Linked DNA regions of Mus musculus: region 2 is linked to region 1. A link is a loop called in an ENCODE intact Hi-C map of the cell type or tissue named here. Cell type or tissue: heart. All regions are shown on one strand.

Region 1 (8,000 bases):
CTGTATGTGTATAAGCAGGCATGGTGGCCTGACCTCCAAAAGGTTTTCAAGTAATAAAAAGGTGCTGTGTCCAGGTTACCGTCTCTCATTTACATGATAACGTTTTCGGCAGGAAATAGGACCGCCCTGTGGATGGGGAGGGGTGGCGGGGTCACTCCAGGGATTCCAGCAGACTCACCTCTGCTCCTGATACCTCTGCTGCTGCTGAACCCTAAGAGATCTCACTACACACTCACCCCGCTTTCTCTTGTATTCACAGAAGACACAACAGCAAGCCCTCTAGGGGTCCCAGCATCCTACATACTAATTACATGCTGGGAAATGAGACCCCAGTCCCGCTAACGTGTGATAATGATGATCAGATGACCACATCTAATACAACTCTTTCCGGGTCGGAGGGGAGAGTCCAGGAGGAGAAGGAAAGTTACGCTGGAGGCGGAGGGATGGAGGGACGGGCCGCTGGTGCTGGCAGTCTTTCCTAACCCCTTTGGGCTTCCTGGGGGAACACTTGGGCTTGTCCCTTTCAATCTTGGGCTGACTCTTAATTGGCTTCTTGAAGTGAAAATCAATATTGAGGGAAACACATGGTCAGAGGTCAAGCAGCCATCACCCTGGGCCGTTCCTACATGCCAGGGTGGAACTGCGTAGATCCCAGCCTTGGGACACTGGAGTCTAACCCGCTTCTGCATGAAGCCAGCTGCTGTATCCACCTGGCACCAAATTCGGGGACTGCTTTGGCTTTGGGGATGCACCTTGCCCCCAAACACTGAACCTTCATAGTTTTTGTGTTTTAAAGAGGAAGAAAAAAAAAAAAACTAAGATTCCTTCGGTAACAGTTTATTTTCATATTGGGAAAGGCATCTGGAATTGGATGCCTCTGTTGGGGGGCGGTGCGGGGGAGACGGTCCTGACTCAGCTGTAACCCAGAGGGACGACACATCACGGGTCCCCTTCGGCAGGGAATGTGTAACTGTTCACAGCCTGTCTGGACAGAAGCATCCATTGGCTTGCAGGCGGCATGCTGTGTGGCCCTGGGGGAGCCTGGCTTTCCTGCACAGTGGGGGCCCTCTGAGACCCAGGGGGTGGAGGGACACACCCCTGCTGCTCTGTTCAGACTTAAACTCAACATTTCTCCAAGTCTCAACACACTCTCTAGAAGTTTCCATCAAACAAGCACTGATATATTATATTAAAAAATAGTGCAAAATCGCAGCATTTATATAAATAGCTCTAAACCCCTGCTTTGTAGGTTTTTTTTTTCTTTACAAGGTAATACACACTTTCGGAGTTGGCACTCAAAAAATTGCCATTTTTTTTCTCTTCTAGTTCAGAAAACAACTTTTTTTTTTTTGAATAGGCCTCTTCTAATACAAAAATACTCCTGCTCTCCCACATACAGAGTTCTCTTATTTTATATATATATTTATATATATAATATTGCAGATCTTAAACAAAGGTTTTGTGCAAATATGTCTTTAAAGTTAAGTAAAACCGTCATAAACAAAAGAAATTAAGCATTCACGCACAGAGCTCAACTAAGAACAATGAAGGAAAGACTAGTAGAGCATTTTCTCTTTTGCCTTCAAGACACGGCTCAACAAAGAAACATTTTCTTTTTTCTTTTTTGCAAGCTTTTTGAGCTTCTGCATTCAGACCACACAGAACATGTAAATATTTATACACAGACAGGAGAACTACCACACGGCCACTCAGCCTGTGTGTCCCCTGACTTCCTCTCTCTTCTCTCTTAAGAAGTGCGGAGTGTTTTTTTTTCCTTTCTTTTTTTTTTGCGGTTTTGCCTACAGGCGCCCCGGCCCCCACTCCTAGAGGGGGTGACCTTTCTGTTTCTCCTTCTCCTTGTTCTCCAGTGGGGCAATGTGCGAGTGATGGAGCCGGGTCCCCTCTAGCAGGGAGGATGGCCCGTTACTTTGCTGGTGCTGGAAGGAGGAGCCAGGGTAGTGGCCAATGACCTCGCTGTAGGTGGGGGGCGGCCCCTCCATGCGCCCACCGCTGCTGTAGCAGGTGGCGCTGATGCCCGAGTTACTGCTGGGGGGACAGGGGCCCCCCAGCATGGTGCTGTCTATAAGGTCACTGTCGAAGATGGTCCGGTTAGGGGGTGCGCGCACAGATTCCCGGTTCAGCTCCAGCTGTTGCTCAGGGTCCCGTAGCTGGAGGGTGCAGGGGCCCTGGTAGGGTGGGGGCTCCTCCCCATCAGACAGTGAGATGGTGGGTGGCAGGGCAATTTCGTGCTGCAGGTAGGGGTAGGTGGGTTGGAATCGGCTCCGCTGGATGAAGGGGGGCACAGCGAGTCGGTCAGTGGGCCGAGGCGGGGCATAGACCTGTGGCTGGAGGGAGGGGGGTAGAGCAGAGTTAGGGAGGGAGGCAGACTGAGGTTGGATTCCCCCAGATTCAGAGACTGAGTTATGTGGGCTCAGGAGGGGTGGCCGTGACTCCCCGGAAGCCCCTAGAAACAGGTCTGCACTACAGGGGGCCTCCTGGACTCAGGGAGTTCCTGGACAAGGCCTGTCCAGTGAGTGGTGGGCGGGAGGGGGAGAGGGAGGCATGACTTGGTCTTACCTCCGGCATTCCACCTGACACCGTACTCTCTGAGGGCCAGAGGCATCCTTCCTGTAGGATGGAAAAGGACACAGGGTCAGCAGTGGACAGGGCTGGTGACAGGAGACGCCACCTATCCTAGATTTGAACTTGTCGTCCTGGAGTGAAGTCTTGGGCGCATGCATTTCTCATCCTCCAACCTTACCCCATCTGCATGCATGGTCAGAGGCAAGGCCACACTGTTGCTGCTGGCTCCTCCCTCGGCTCCTGTTGCTGTCTTGTCTGTAGGCTTTCCAAGGCACGTATCTGATCTGTGGGGCACCCCCCTCCCAAAGCCTGCAGACAGCTTACCTGGGCATTAGAGCTGAGTTACTTGGCTTTAAGGAAGCCCAGTATGGCCGGCCTGCCTGCCTGCCTGCCTGCCTCCCGTCTCTACCACGACTGCTTGCTCCCGGCATGATCGTGCCCAAAATGCTGAACATTGACCTCACAGGTTCAGCAACTGAACATGTAGACACATATGCTTGGCTGGAGAAGTTAGTGAATTTAATGTTGAATGTCACAATCTAGATGACCCTCGGGGGACATCAGAAAGAAACAGGTACCACATACCCCCCCCCCCACACACACACACAGAAGCCAGGTCTGACGTGTCTCAGCATGTTAAGCCTGTGTGCCTCAGGCCTTTGGACTGGACACTCCTTGGTGGGACCGGTTCTTTGTTGATGTTCAGTGTATGGGTCCCTACAGACTCTATAATTTAGAGTTTCTCACATCTTTATTATCAATAAACAGATATGGAATCATTTGTGTGATGGCTGTCACTCATGAGGCTCCCGTCCTCAGCAGTGGGAGTCCCAGGAAGGGCGCAAACTCTCCCAGGAGAGGGAGTGTCCTTGCTAGGGTCAGTAGCTCTGAGCTGTCCTGAATGGTTCTAGTGTAACTGCCAGCCTGCGGAAAAGCCGCCTTAATTTTGGCTTTATTCCGTTGTACCTACAGAAATAAAACTCTCAAACACTTGGAGCCTACAATGTGGTCAAGTAAACATCCCATCACCACAATCCAGATGAGAATACATCTTCCTACCACTCTGAACTACAGCGGGCTGCCACCTCTGTGAGTTCAGACAAGTTCCTCCCCAAGCTGCAGAGAACTGCAGTTCACGCAGTGGCCACTAGGCGGTGCTGGGGCTTGCACTTGCAGGTGGAGATTCTCTCTCTGATACAGTGAATGGCCCTGGCTGCCCTAAAAACATACGATCCAGACACACAGGTGTCTCCTGGTGTCTGCATCCCACCGACTGGAGCCTCCCTCCCCCAGATCTCCTCCCATACACAGCCACTCAGTCTACCTTGCTTGGGCACCTCTGCCTGTTGTACGGTGAAGACCTAAGCTGCCCTCTATCCCGGCCTTGCAGACATGTCAGTCAAGTATACACTAAGGAAGGCGTGGCTTCCGCAGGAGGAGCTGGTGGGGTCCACAAGGAGGCGCCAAGAGGCCTCATATGCTGCACCAGAGGGGCCTGCCTCTGCTCTGGCTTGCCCCTTCCCACAGGGCCTACTCCTTCCTACCCACATCCTCTCCCAAATCTGCTATCCACCCATTGCTAGCCCAGCAAACCTCACAGCTCTCCTACTTCCTTCAGTGATGAACTGTGTGACCTGGAAGTGTAAGCTGAAATAACCCCTTCCTCAAACAAACTGCCTTTGGCCACCAGGTTTTATCACAGCCACAGACGAGCAACGGAGAACGCCAGCCCTTTTCCTTCCTACACACGGCCTCATTTCTGCTCATGATACCCTGTCTACATGGCTCACTCTGTCTGCAAAGCTGCAATATCCCCTGTGCCTAGAGTCTAGTGTGGGTCACAGCATATGCTTAAGTTACAGCAATCGATTATCACATAACTGTCTCCTGATGTTCCCTAACCCTGGGACTTCAGGCAGCCGCTGAGGGGAGGCGAAAGGCAGGGTCCAACCCCATAGCCAATGCTGCCAGCCCTAGTCAGCAGTGAGGACAGCCCCTCCCGTCCTTCTAGAACTGTGTTGCTTGCCCTACGATGGCTTTGGGGCTCCTTCTTGCTCCTTCCACACTGTCTGGGGTGCTGCTGGCTCCTGTTATGTGATCCTCTTCTCCATTAGGATGCCTGAGTTCCACTCGACTTCTCCACGGCCTCTCCCTCTGGACCTCCCCCACAGCAGGAGTCTGCCAGCCATTTCTACAAAGGGTCAGAATAAAAGTTTTTGTATACATGAACTATCAAAGAATAACTAAAAACATTATACTGGGTGGGAGGAGTTTTTGTTAAATCCTAATAGCTCATAAACACTAACAGGCATGGTTGTGTGCCAATAAAACTTTATTTATAAACCCAGGCACACAGCCCTTGGGTCAGGCCACTCTGTTGAGGCCTGATGACGCCCTCCTGGCTGCAATTCTAGACTGAGAGCTACTACCTGCTTGGAAAGTCCCTTTGGTCAGCTTCCAGACACGGCTCTGACTGTCCCCTCAACTCCACAGTGACAATCATTCCCTTCCTGTGGACAAGCGGTCACCATCAAATTCTGTAGAGCAAACATCTGGCAGGTGGAGAGCTGAGGCCCTCCCTGCCCCAGGGTGAGAAAGGTCTGGACCCCTCTGAAGCTGGATGCACGCTTGAGCTTCTGCTCTGGCTGACCCCTGCATCTGGTTTTACTGTAGATTTTTGCCTTTGGCCTCAGAACGAGGACTCGCGGCAGGCAGTGCTTCCACGGGGAGCAGGAGACTTAGGCCAAGGGTTGATCAGAATATAAAGCATGGATCCATCTCAGACCCTAGCTGAGCTCCTGGCCTGAGGTGACTCACTGACAAACCACACTCCTCAGGGGTGACACAGGCTGTGTGGAGGTAGGAGCCGACTGTCTCAATGAACACTGGATTGGTAGATGCCGAGGAGTGGGCTTGCGGGTCCTTCCCTGCACCTGATCCTCATGCCGATCACCCTTCTTACTGTTTATCATGTGGAAAAAGCATCAGAGAGATGGAGAGATGGGGGCGGGGAGGGGGAGGACACGACTTGGCCAGTGTGACACAGTAGGGCACGGTGAAGCTGAGACCTGGCTTCAACCAGACAGGCCCACCTGCTCCTCCTGTACCAGGTCTGAGGAGAGGTGATCCTCAGGGAGGTGCTTGGAGATGGATCTGTGGCCTACTCACATAAGTAGGAGGGGAGCCCTCACCCCAATTACCAGAGACAGCCAAGGGGCAAGGCGCCGGGTAGGCCAGCGAGCCTAGTGTGGCACACTGAGCCCAGGCAGACAACAGCTGTATCTAGGTCTCTCTGGGAGGACACAAGGCCTGGAGACACCTCAGATGCGCTGTGTCGGAAAGAGAGGGGGTCCCAGGGGAACTGTCACCTTCTGTTCCAGGTCTCCCCTGGGTCCCCTGTTTATCTAGCCAGGTGGTACAGGAGAGACAGTGAGGAGAGGCTCTCTTTGAGTGTCTGGGGAGTCGTCCCGGGTCCTGTCTGTTACAGCAGCAGCTAAGCTCAGGTGTACGTGTGGAATGAGCCACACTCTCTGCCATCTGTACCCAGAGCCTCTGTTCTCACACCCCACGCTCTCCGCTCGCCACACCCCACAGTGGGCTACGGGATCTTCACTAGCACCGCCTGGAAAGCTGCTCAGCCTTGGGCGAGTGCCCCACCCACCTCTCTGAGCCCTAGTTACTCCTCTGTGAGGGAGTGAGCCCCGGACGGACGTCACTCATGGCTGGTGCTGTGTGAAGAACACCGGCTAGGCAGCTGGCAGTGCCTATTGCTAGGTAACAGAGATAACAAACGAGCCAGGTGAGCCAGGGCATAACAGGCAGGATTCCTATACAGCAGGTGCCGGCTTTGTCCTCAGGCTGTGTCCTGAGCCTCAGTCAGGAGTCCTGGTGTCTCTGTCACGGCTCCTGCCCTGATGAACTGGTGACGCACTGAAACTGGTCCTGACGCAAGCGGAGATGCCCAAACCTGCCAGGAACAGCCCTGCTTCTCGGGCTATAGCCAGTTCTGTCTTGGCTTAGCCCTTAGACTTAGGAGCCTCTGCCAGCCCGGGACACCCCTCCTCCCAAAACTGGGGCACTGCGCCCGGCATGGCTCTGCTCACCCCATCCTCTCTGCACCTGCTGAGCCATCCAGGAGACAGGGTTGTGTATGTGCCAGCTTCTTCCATCTCAGGCTAACGACTATGCCTCCCTTCACCCCACTGCTGCTGACTGTGAACACCTGAGGGCAGGACAGAGCTTCCCAAAGGGGCCTGATGTCACAGTCAGGAGGGGCAAGTCCTACCCACAGGAGATGACTACCCAGGCACTGACTCTGGAGTCCAGAGAGGGCGCTGTTGGGTCCCAGGTAGTCCCTGATGCTCACAGCGCCAAAGCGTCCGAAACACACGCTTATAATGTCAGCTAGGATGATTCCCTCTGGAGCAGTGACTGTCCCTCAGTGACAGAGGGCAGTTTTAGGATCCCCAGCTTGGCTTGGCATGTATGTCCGTGAGTGTGCGTGTGCGTGTAAAACCCTTGCTTGTTTGCATAGAGACCAAGCAGTCCTCTGGGTACATTAAGTTACTCCAGGCGACTGAGTGTCCCTGGAAGGATGTAAGTGAGCTGGGACTAGTTACACAGTCTCACTTAGGCTAACAAGAGGCCCAGCAGACATGGGAATGCTTGCCTCTTGGGCTCTGAGGGTGGCTGAGCCCCAGGACACTGAACTCTGATCCCCAGGCTGGCTAGGTTTGGTCTTCCCTCCCTCTTAAGAGTGTCGGGGCTCTGTATAAAGCTCAAGGACGCTCTCCTGCACCTCTCATGCTTAGCTTCCCCCAAAGCTGGGGAGTTTGGGCACACAGAGAGCACCCAGCAGAGAGCTGGCGGGGGAGGCGTCATGCGGAGACAGCAAGCTCACTATGTCAAGCCTTCCAGCCAGAGACTATGTCAAGCCTGGACTGCCCAGGAGGCACCCTGTGCTGGCTCATCACACCTGAGGAGCCAGATGGGGCTCAGGCCATGGGAGAGGCCTCAGTGTCCGGTTGCTTCATGGCCTCCCATGGCACTCCCAAGACTACATGGCCCAAGTGCTAGTGGCCTGTTGGCGAGAGGGTAGGATTGTCACCTCCTTCCATCTAGATCACAGCCCCAAGGGGGCATCTTTCCTACCCCTCTGTCCTGGTGGACACTCCGTTAAGCAGCAGCTGCCTTTCTTCACTCTGTCTCACCTGGCTTCTCAATGGCCTTAGGAGGCCTGACCTGCCACCACATAGCCTAGCTGTCTCCCCTGAATTGTCTTCCACCTCCTTGCTCCCCCAAACCGGTACCCACTCAGCCCCTAGCTATGGAGATTAAGACAGCTCCCAGCTCCGCCTCACATAGTGGGGTTCCTCTGGGGAGCCCACAGAATCATACCTGACACTTCCTGCTCCCTC
Region 2 (8,000 bases), 180 kb after region 1:
CCTGTCAGCAGCTGGGGTGGGGGTGGGGGTGTCTCTACGGAGTGGCTTCCTGTCTCCTTTCAACAGCTTGCTGTCTGTGGTTTCCCCGGGTCAGCCCAGGCACCTGAAGGGCATCTTCCGGCATCGTTGGGTTTTCACAGACACATTTTCTGTGTCAGACAGCTCACCCAGGAGGCCGATCAATTGAGATCTGAGATCTACGCACTCTGGGCTTCTAAATCCCTAGGAGATGAGGCAGGTAGACCTACCCTGAATCCACAGGAGCTAGAAACTATGTGTGTGTGTGTGTGTGTGTGTGTGTGTGTGTGTGTGTGTGTGTGTGTGAAAGAGACAGAGACAGAGACAGAGAATGTATGTGTGTATGTGCATGTGTGTTACAAGTTTGTGTGTGTGCATGCATATTTGTGTTTGTATATGTTTGTGTGTGTGTTCAAGTGTGTGCATGTGTGTGCATGTGTGCAGCTCCTTTTAGTTCATTTTTCAGAACCAAAAGCTACCTCAGGGCCTTTGCACCTGCTGCTGACCTCTGTAGCCCATGAGGCAGATCTTAACATCCTTATTAGTTAAAAATGAAATTATGGCCCCAGAAACAGCATGGCCTGCAAACTGGCAACGGAGTTGTGTGCAAATGCTCCCACTAATGCCAAGACTGAGTCTGTCCGAGTGGTCACAGGGTCAGACAGCACCTGCCAGAGCCAAGCTCCAGGTCAGAAAGACACTACCAATGGGATTCAACCCAACCCAATGGCAGGTTGGGTTGAGTGGGCACAGGCTTTGCAGAGCAGCCCAGAAGCATCACGAGGGGTTCTTCACTGAGTCTCTTCAGTCCCATCAGTAAAAGGGTTAAAAATGACCGTCTCGTGGACTTTCTGCCCCTTGAGGGATAGTCACAAGAGACTAGAACCAGGTGTGACTCACCGTTAAGGTGAGGTGACCCACACAAGTCACGTTTCACTCTGTGAAGAGGTGACAAAGCACTGTACAGAGTGTGAGCCACGAGGACACTTTTGTCAGGCTTCCAAGAGCTTGACTCTAGCTGCTCTCGGGCCTATAGATCCCAGTAGCCCCCCACACAACTCCTTCCTCCCAGGCAAGTCCTAGTGTGGTGCCCAGCAGTTCAACAGCTATGCATGGAACATAGCACCTGCTGAGCCTTGGCTCCGTGTGCGATGGTGTGTGTAGCCTTTTGTGTCTCCTCTCTCCTTCTTGGCTTTCTCCAGATGGTCCTCAAAGACCATGAGAAGGAACCACGGTTCAAGTTCAAACATAATCTGGTCCTAATCTCAGCTGGGGCTGGCTTTCCTTGCAGGCTTGTAGGATGCCAGATGGTGACTTCTGGCTGCCACCCCTCTTGCCTTTCTATAGGTGTCAGAACAGGGAGCTGTCCTAGAGACGCTCTAAGACAAGTGTCACTTGCTCTGGTGGATGGAGAGAGAAGTTGGGAGCAGTTGGGCTGGACATATGAACCAGACAGGAGGCTGCGTTTCTGGGGTTCCCTGGACCTCTGCATTTGCAGGCTGTTTCCCACACAGGGCAAGCCCTCTGTAAAGGGGGCAGTTGCACCCCACACTCATCCCCATCCCAGTTGCTATAAGAAGAACTTAGAGGCCCGGTCCTTGGGGAAGATGCTTCTGCACTGGGGTTACAAGTTCACGACCTGCTTTCTGCTGTTTCCAAACCAGGTGGCTCTAGAGATGGCACAGGGCTCTCTTTGAGCCTCATGTACTCCCACAGAAAAATGGGGAGACTAATAACAGCAGGGGCTCAGAGGCTCAGGCGGCCATGTGATTTGCAGGCATTGGGCTGAAAGGCAAGCTGAGGCCAGTGTTAAGTCTCCCATCACCTAAGGTGGAAGCATCCCCCAGTTGTTGGCATCTCTTGGCCCAGTCCTTCCAGGATACCATGTTCTTATTAAAACATCCACCAAAAGTCAAGGGCAAATTCTCTTTGTGTCTGGAACATCTTATGGTCACAAAGACACCCTTGAGTAAGTGTCCTCTTAAAACACAGCCTGCCACAGAGAGAGCAGACAGGCACAAATACAGCTTAGCCCCACAGAATAGAAGGTGAACATGTGGGTGCCCAAGGATTCCCTCCCTCCCTCCTTCTCTCCCTCCCTCCATGTGTGAGTGTATGTGTATGTGTGAGTGTATGTATGTGTGCATGTGTGTGTGCATGTGTGTGTGCATGTGTGTGTGCCTGTGTGAGCATGCACACTCAGAGGCTGGAAGCCAGCCTCGGATGTTTTCTTCAATTCCTATCGATCTCATATTTTTGATATAGGGCTTTTCACTGAATCTTCAGCTAGCCATTTTGGCTAGAATGGCTACTCCATGAGCTGCAGGGATTAGGCCTATGTAAAGGTTTGAATGAGAGGCCCACCACAGTCTTAGGTCTTGAACACTTGGTCCCCAGTTGGTGGTGCTGTCTGGGGAGGCTCAGGGTGTACCCAGCCTTGCTACAGGATATTGCTGGGGGTGGACTTTAGGGTTTCAAAGCCATTCCAGGCTCCCTCACTCTACTTGTGCTAGAGTTCAGACGGGTGCTCTCAGATCACTGCTCCAGACGCCATCTTTGCTTCCTCTGCGGCTCCCCTGCGATGGTGATAGACGCTTGACCTTCTGGAACCGGAGGCCTAACAAACCCCTCCTTCTGCAAGTTGCCTTGGTCATGCTTATTACAGCAGTAGAACAGTAACTCAAACATCCTCTCTCCAGCGCCCCCGATGCTGGAGTTGCTTGTGTGTGCCCCTGTGCCGCTCATAAGGTCCTGAGACTCCGAGTCCATGCTCAGGCAACAAAACTTTACCTCTGAGCCATGTCCCCAGCCCCTGTGAATTTTAACATATGTATAGCACACTATTGGAGGTGCAGCCTGACCCGGCCTCCTTGCCACCCCTCCCCTACACCACCTGGAGTCAGGGCCACAACCTTGTCATCTCCCCCGCCCACCCCCCAATCTTTCTGCAAGTGACCAGTTTACAAACAGTCATTACTGTCAGGCGTCCAGACAAAAGCCATGTTCCGAGGACAAGTCTTTCAAGGTAGCTAGCTAGGAGACTCTTTCTGATTATACCACAGGGTCTTGTGTAGCCCAGACTGGCCTCCAACTCATTGTGAAGCCAAGCATGACTTCAAACTTCTGGTCCTTTTATCTCTTAGCTACTGGAATGGCAGGCAAGTGTCATTATCCCTAGTTCATGTGGTATTGAGGCTCACACCAAGGGCTTCCCATTAGGTAACAATCTACCTACCGAGTGATGGCCTCCACCTGAGTTTTAAAACTTTTTATTGTTTCGTCATCGTCATCATTGTCATCATCATCATCATCGTCGTCGTCGTCATTATAGTCATCATTGTCATTGTCACCAACCACCAGTCTTCATCACAATCATCACCATCATCATCATCACCATCATCTTCATCATCACCACCATCATCATCATCATGGCCGCCGCCACCGTCGTCGTCAGCATCAGCATGTGATATATGAGTACCGGCATCTATACTGCACATGTGGGGGTCAGGACTGGTTTTTCCCTCTTCCTTCACATGGGTCCCGAGGGCTCACATAGCGACCCTGTCTACCTGATGAACTATTTCTCTGGCCCTTGATCTTTTTCTCTTTAACTCGGGGCAAGGTGGGCAGAGGGAGGCTGCATGCTGGTCAGTATCTTGGAAACGGCAGTCCTGGCTTTCAGAGACTGCCTGGAGCCACCTCTTGGCCTGGCCACGCTTTCTTGCTGAGGGGTCTCTGCAGCCACAACAAACCTCAGTTATTAGTTCCTATTTTCTAAGCACAAATGATTTATCCAAACCAGCATTGGACTCTGACCCCGCTGTGCAGATTTTAGCTCATCTCACGTAGACAGTCCTGGCTTGAATCATTTTTGCTTTGTGATTGGCCCCTTAGGCCCTCAGTTCTCCCATCTGTAAACTTGGAGCAAGCATGCATGAGACACCAGGGAACTAACAGAGAGATTTTACCACACAGGCAAGGAGGCCGGTGTAAGGCACTTGTTACTGTGGGGAGCTGTGCAGCATCTCTGAACCTTGGCTTCCCCACCCGTGAGTGTACGAGGAGATTGCGTTGGCTGCTGTGTGATCCGGGGCTTCCTGCTAAGGTGGCTGCAGCAGGGAACTGACCATTTCCAGGGAAATTGCTTCATAGAAGGCTCCAGCTCCGTGGAAGAAGGCTACAGGAAAGGTTGTATTTAAGATGCACAAGGCCGCACTGTGCTAGTCTTTGCTCCAGAAAAGCCACTTGCCTCAGGCTGAAAATGTGCAAAATACTGTGAAGTATGCACAAGAAACAGCCACGGGACATGGTTGAAATGCCTGTGATCAGGCACCTTGGCCCCGGGCAGGCCAGATCCCTGGCCACGGTGACCCTGATCCCTGGTGCACGCCGCTGCTGCCAGTCGTGGTCGCCGCTGTACCCGGATGACCTACATTTCTCCAGCGGCAGCTGGGGCAGACATTCTGGGGTAATTAACAGCCATGTACACGTGCATGCACAGACAGCCGGGTCAGCCCGGCAATGGCTGGCACACTGGCTGTCTAGACAGGGTAGGAACATAGTGGCCTCCTGCCATGAAGGCGGCTGCTGGGAACTGCAGCCAAGATCATGGAGGTGGGGAGAAGAAAGGAAGCTACCCCCCGAGATGGACTGTGGCCATCCTTCTTCCTCAGCGTTGAAGGAATGCAAAACAGTGGTCTTTGAGGGAGTGGTTCCTCAGGAAGCCACCAGGCCAGGGGGCCAGGGGACCAGGGTGCCCACACAGAATAGCTATGCCTTATTGTATATTGCAATGCTTTCCAAGGGACAATAAGCACTCAGCAGGGTGGGCAGAGGCAGGGCCAGGCAGTGTGATTGACAGTCACAGCACAGAGCCAGTCTGTTGGTGTGTGGTGTCTCTCATAAAATATCAAGTTTTAAAAGGAGAGAGACTCAAGGTGGCACAGGCAGCGGGGTCATTTGTAAGGGCTGTGAGAGATCACGTTGGGTGCTCAGGCTGTGTCTCCTGACCTGGTCACTGGAGGCTCACAGCTCACCTCTGCTCACAGATGTTCAGGGTATATCTCCAGACAGTGTGTGAGCTAATGCTAAAGTCACCAAGCCCAAGCCTTGGACAGGAGTCCTGACACTAAGATGTCAGGGTCCTCCTTGGATCAAATCTCACACACGCAGCCACTGTTTCTCAAAAGCTAATTACACTAGGGTCACCCGCAGGACCTGAATCTTCTGGCACCATGATTTATTTAGGATGCTTCCTTAACCACTCAAAGCACCCAAAAGGATGGAGGAAAGGGGGAAGCACAAAAATCAACCAAACAAAACAGAAAGCCCTCCCTCACTTGAGTTACAGCTGGGGGTCAGAAACCAAAAATGGAAGGCGGCCCTATAGAAAAAAAGATATTTAAAAGTTTTAAAATTGCTCCTGTGTCTCCGTAAACCTTCCAGCTAGTGAGGTGGGCAGCCATCGTCAAGCGTCAGCCAACGCTGTCTTTGATCTGATGCTTGGCTTCCAATGTGAAGAAGCTGCGGTCCAGAGGGGACTCCGTTTCTCCAGGTCATCCCAGTAGCCAAAAGCATAGCTGCTTCCCAGGTCTTACTTACATTTCTCTCCCTGCTAAGACCAAATAGTCAGCAAGCAGCAACTCAGGGGCCTGAAGGATTTGGGGTGGGGAAGGCGTGGCTGGTGAGGCTGTGAGCTATTTTGTGGAGGCAGTGGACACATGTGAGGTTGCTTGTCTACAGCTTTGTAGGTCAGTAAGCAGAAGGAGATGGATGCTGGGGCTCAACTGTCTTTCTCTTCCTCCTTTTGTTCAGCGTGGAGCCATGCATCTGGGCACAACTTTCCAGCGCACCAAGTGGCTCTGCTGAACCAGCTCGGAGTACTTAGTTCTTCCCATAAGTACCAGTCCTCTGAGCTCTCTTGCTGAGGGGATGCACTCCCCACTCCTTTAGAAACACTAACAAAGTTCACCATGGAAACACGAGTCACTTCCTCCAAACTGTAAGAGGGTTCGGGCCACCTCACCCAGGGACCAGGGACTCTGGGACCATCCCAGCCACTCTGATGCTTCTTCTCCCTGCCCCCACTCTCCTGAGTCAGGGTTTCTCCGTGTAGCTCTGACTGTCCTGGAACTTGCTCTATAGACCAGGCTGGCCTCGAACTCACAGAGATCCACCTGCCTCTGCTTCCCAAATGCTGGCATTAAAGGCATGCGCCGCCGCCGCCGCCGCCGCCCAGCCTGCTTCAGTTTCTTAAGTGGGTCAGAGCTCAGAGTTGCTTGCTGCTTTGGTGACGAGCAAGCATAAGAATTTCATGAGCCAAACATCAACAGCCCTGCTGGGGCAATGCCCCTGCTGCCTCCAAAGCACAGAATAAACCGGGAGTCATTTTGTAGCACCGTGGACTGCTTCCATGACAGCTCCCTGTGTCTCTAACCCTTAATCTGAAGCAACAACAGCCTCAGGAAATTCTGGGTGACTTACCGCTGGAGTGGGCCTGAAACCCGAGTCGGAGGAGGAGGAGGAGGGGGAGGAGGAGGAGGAGGAAGAGGAGGAGGAGGAGGAGGAGGAAGAGGAGGAGGAGGAAGAGGAGGAGGAGGAGGAGGAGGGAGAGGAGGAGGAGCAGGAGGAGGAGGAGGAGGAAGAGGAGGAGGAGGAGGAGGGAGAGGAGGAGGAGCAGGAGGAGGAAGAGGAGGAGGAGAAGGAGGAGGAGGAGGAGGAAGAAGAGGAAGAGGAGGAAGAGGAGGAGGGGGAGGAGAAAGGGAGAAGGGTGGAGAAGGAGACACTCCTGCCTTACAAAGGCCTGGCCCAGTCTATGGACAATTTCCCAGCTAACTGGACCTCTCCCGAGTCAGAGATTCAAGGGAAGTTGCCACTTGAAACAGGTGGTTGGTTCCCTGAAGTCTGTCTTTCCCAAGGAGCTGGTAGGCTATGTCCACCCATAACGCACAACATAACAACACACGGCTTTCCAGACTACCCATCAGAAAAATGGAGGGGCTTGGCTGGCTGACAAGGCATGGCTGCCCCTCAGCCTCTCCAAGCCTCTCAGTGACTATCCCCAGTGCCAGGAAGTCCCTAGTGGTGGCCCAGAGGGTAAGGAATATAAGGGGCTTTGGCTGAGGGCAGCGGGCGGGGGGAGAGAGTAGCCTGGCCTCCCACCTGCAGAGGATATCTCAGACAGGAGGTTGATATCATTTGGTGTGAACCTGGTTCCCACAGACAGAGCCCAGGTGTCCCGGGCACCACCACTGAGGTTCCCGACCCGGTATTTCCTTTATATCTTAAATCCACTCACAGACACTGAGAGTTAGTGATGGTGTTGAATGCTGAAGTTAGCTTGTGAGTGGCACAGATCACACACACCAACAGCTACGCTTCCTAGAAGGGCTGAGGGGGGTGGAAGGCCTCTGCTGAGGCTCTGTGTGTTTCCATGGCTGCTGCAGGCCCTTGTGGTGTAAGCATAGGCAGGGATCTGGTGCCCTCTTCTGGTCACTGCAGGCACCCACACTGACATGCATTCACACACACACACACACACACACACACACAAAATTTTAAAAAAATAAAATATTATCAGGGAGTGGGTAAAGAAAATGTGCCTCATTTACACAATGGAGTAGTACTAAGCTGTTAAAAGCAATGGCATCATGAAATTTGTAGGCAAATGAATGGAGGGAGCCCACCTCTGACCCTGAGTCTGGTCCAGCTTGAGACCCAGGCCATGAGAGGAAGCCCACCTCTGACCCTGCTTATGATGATGATGCTCTGCTGTGCTTGCAGACAGAGCCTAGCATAGATGTCATCAGAAAGGCTTTACCAACAGCTGATGGAAACAGATGCAGAGACCCACAGCCAAACATTGGCAGAGCTTGGGGAATCCTGTGGAAGAATGGAGGAAGGAGGGTAGGAGCCAGAAGGGTCAAGGACACCACAAGAGACCCCACAGAAACTATTAAGCTGGGTACACAGGGGCTCACGGA

What was found. A loop is a pair of places that touch in the nucleus more often than their neighbours do. Peaks named below come from ENCODE experiments on the same cell type or tissue, not always from the same donor. Only the 100,000 strongest peaks of a DNase experiment are listed, where the experiment ranks them.
Region 2: a loop joins it to region 1, with 2.3 times the contacts of the local background. A loop is called at or near these places in 10 of 42 quality-filtered maps.

What each region holds. Positions count from the first base shown.
Region 1 is chr2:173,225,999-173,233,998 of GRCm38, forward strand. Pmepa1 (prostate transmembrane protein, androgen induced 1) reads right to left here. Exons shown (of 4, transcript NM_022995.3): 3 at 2,578-2,628; 4 at 1-2,345. The coding sequence ends at 1,824. Among named protein-coding and RNA genes, the nearest start is that of Zbp1, 11 kb to the left of the region's middle. In heart, CTCF peaks have their summits at 3,734 (motif pointing right), 3,942 and 6,908; DNase peaks (open chromatin) are centred at 983, 3,733 and 4,054; H3K27ac peaks cover 569 bases.
Region 2 is chr2:173,409,631-173,417,630 of GRCm38, forward strand. No RefSeq gene overlaps it. Among named protein-coding and RNA genes, the nearest start is that of Gm14642, 19 kb to the left of the region's middle. In heart, a CTCF peak has its summit at 7,492 (motif pointing left); a DNase peak (open chromatin) is centred at 4,501; H3K27ac peaks cover 143 bases; H3K27me3 peaks cover 1,859 bases.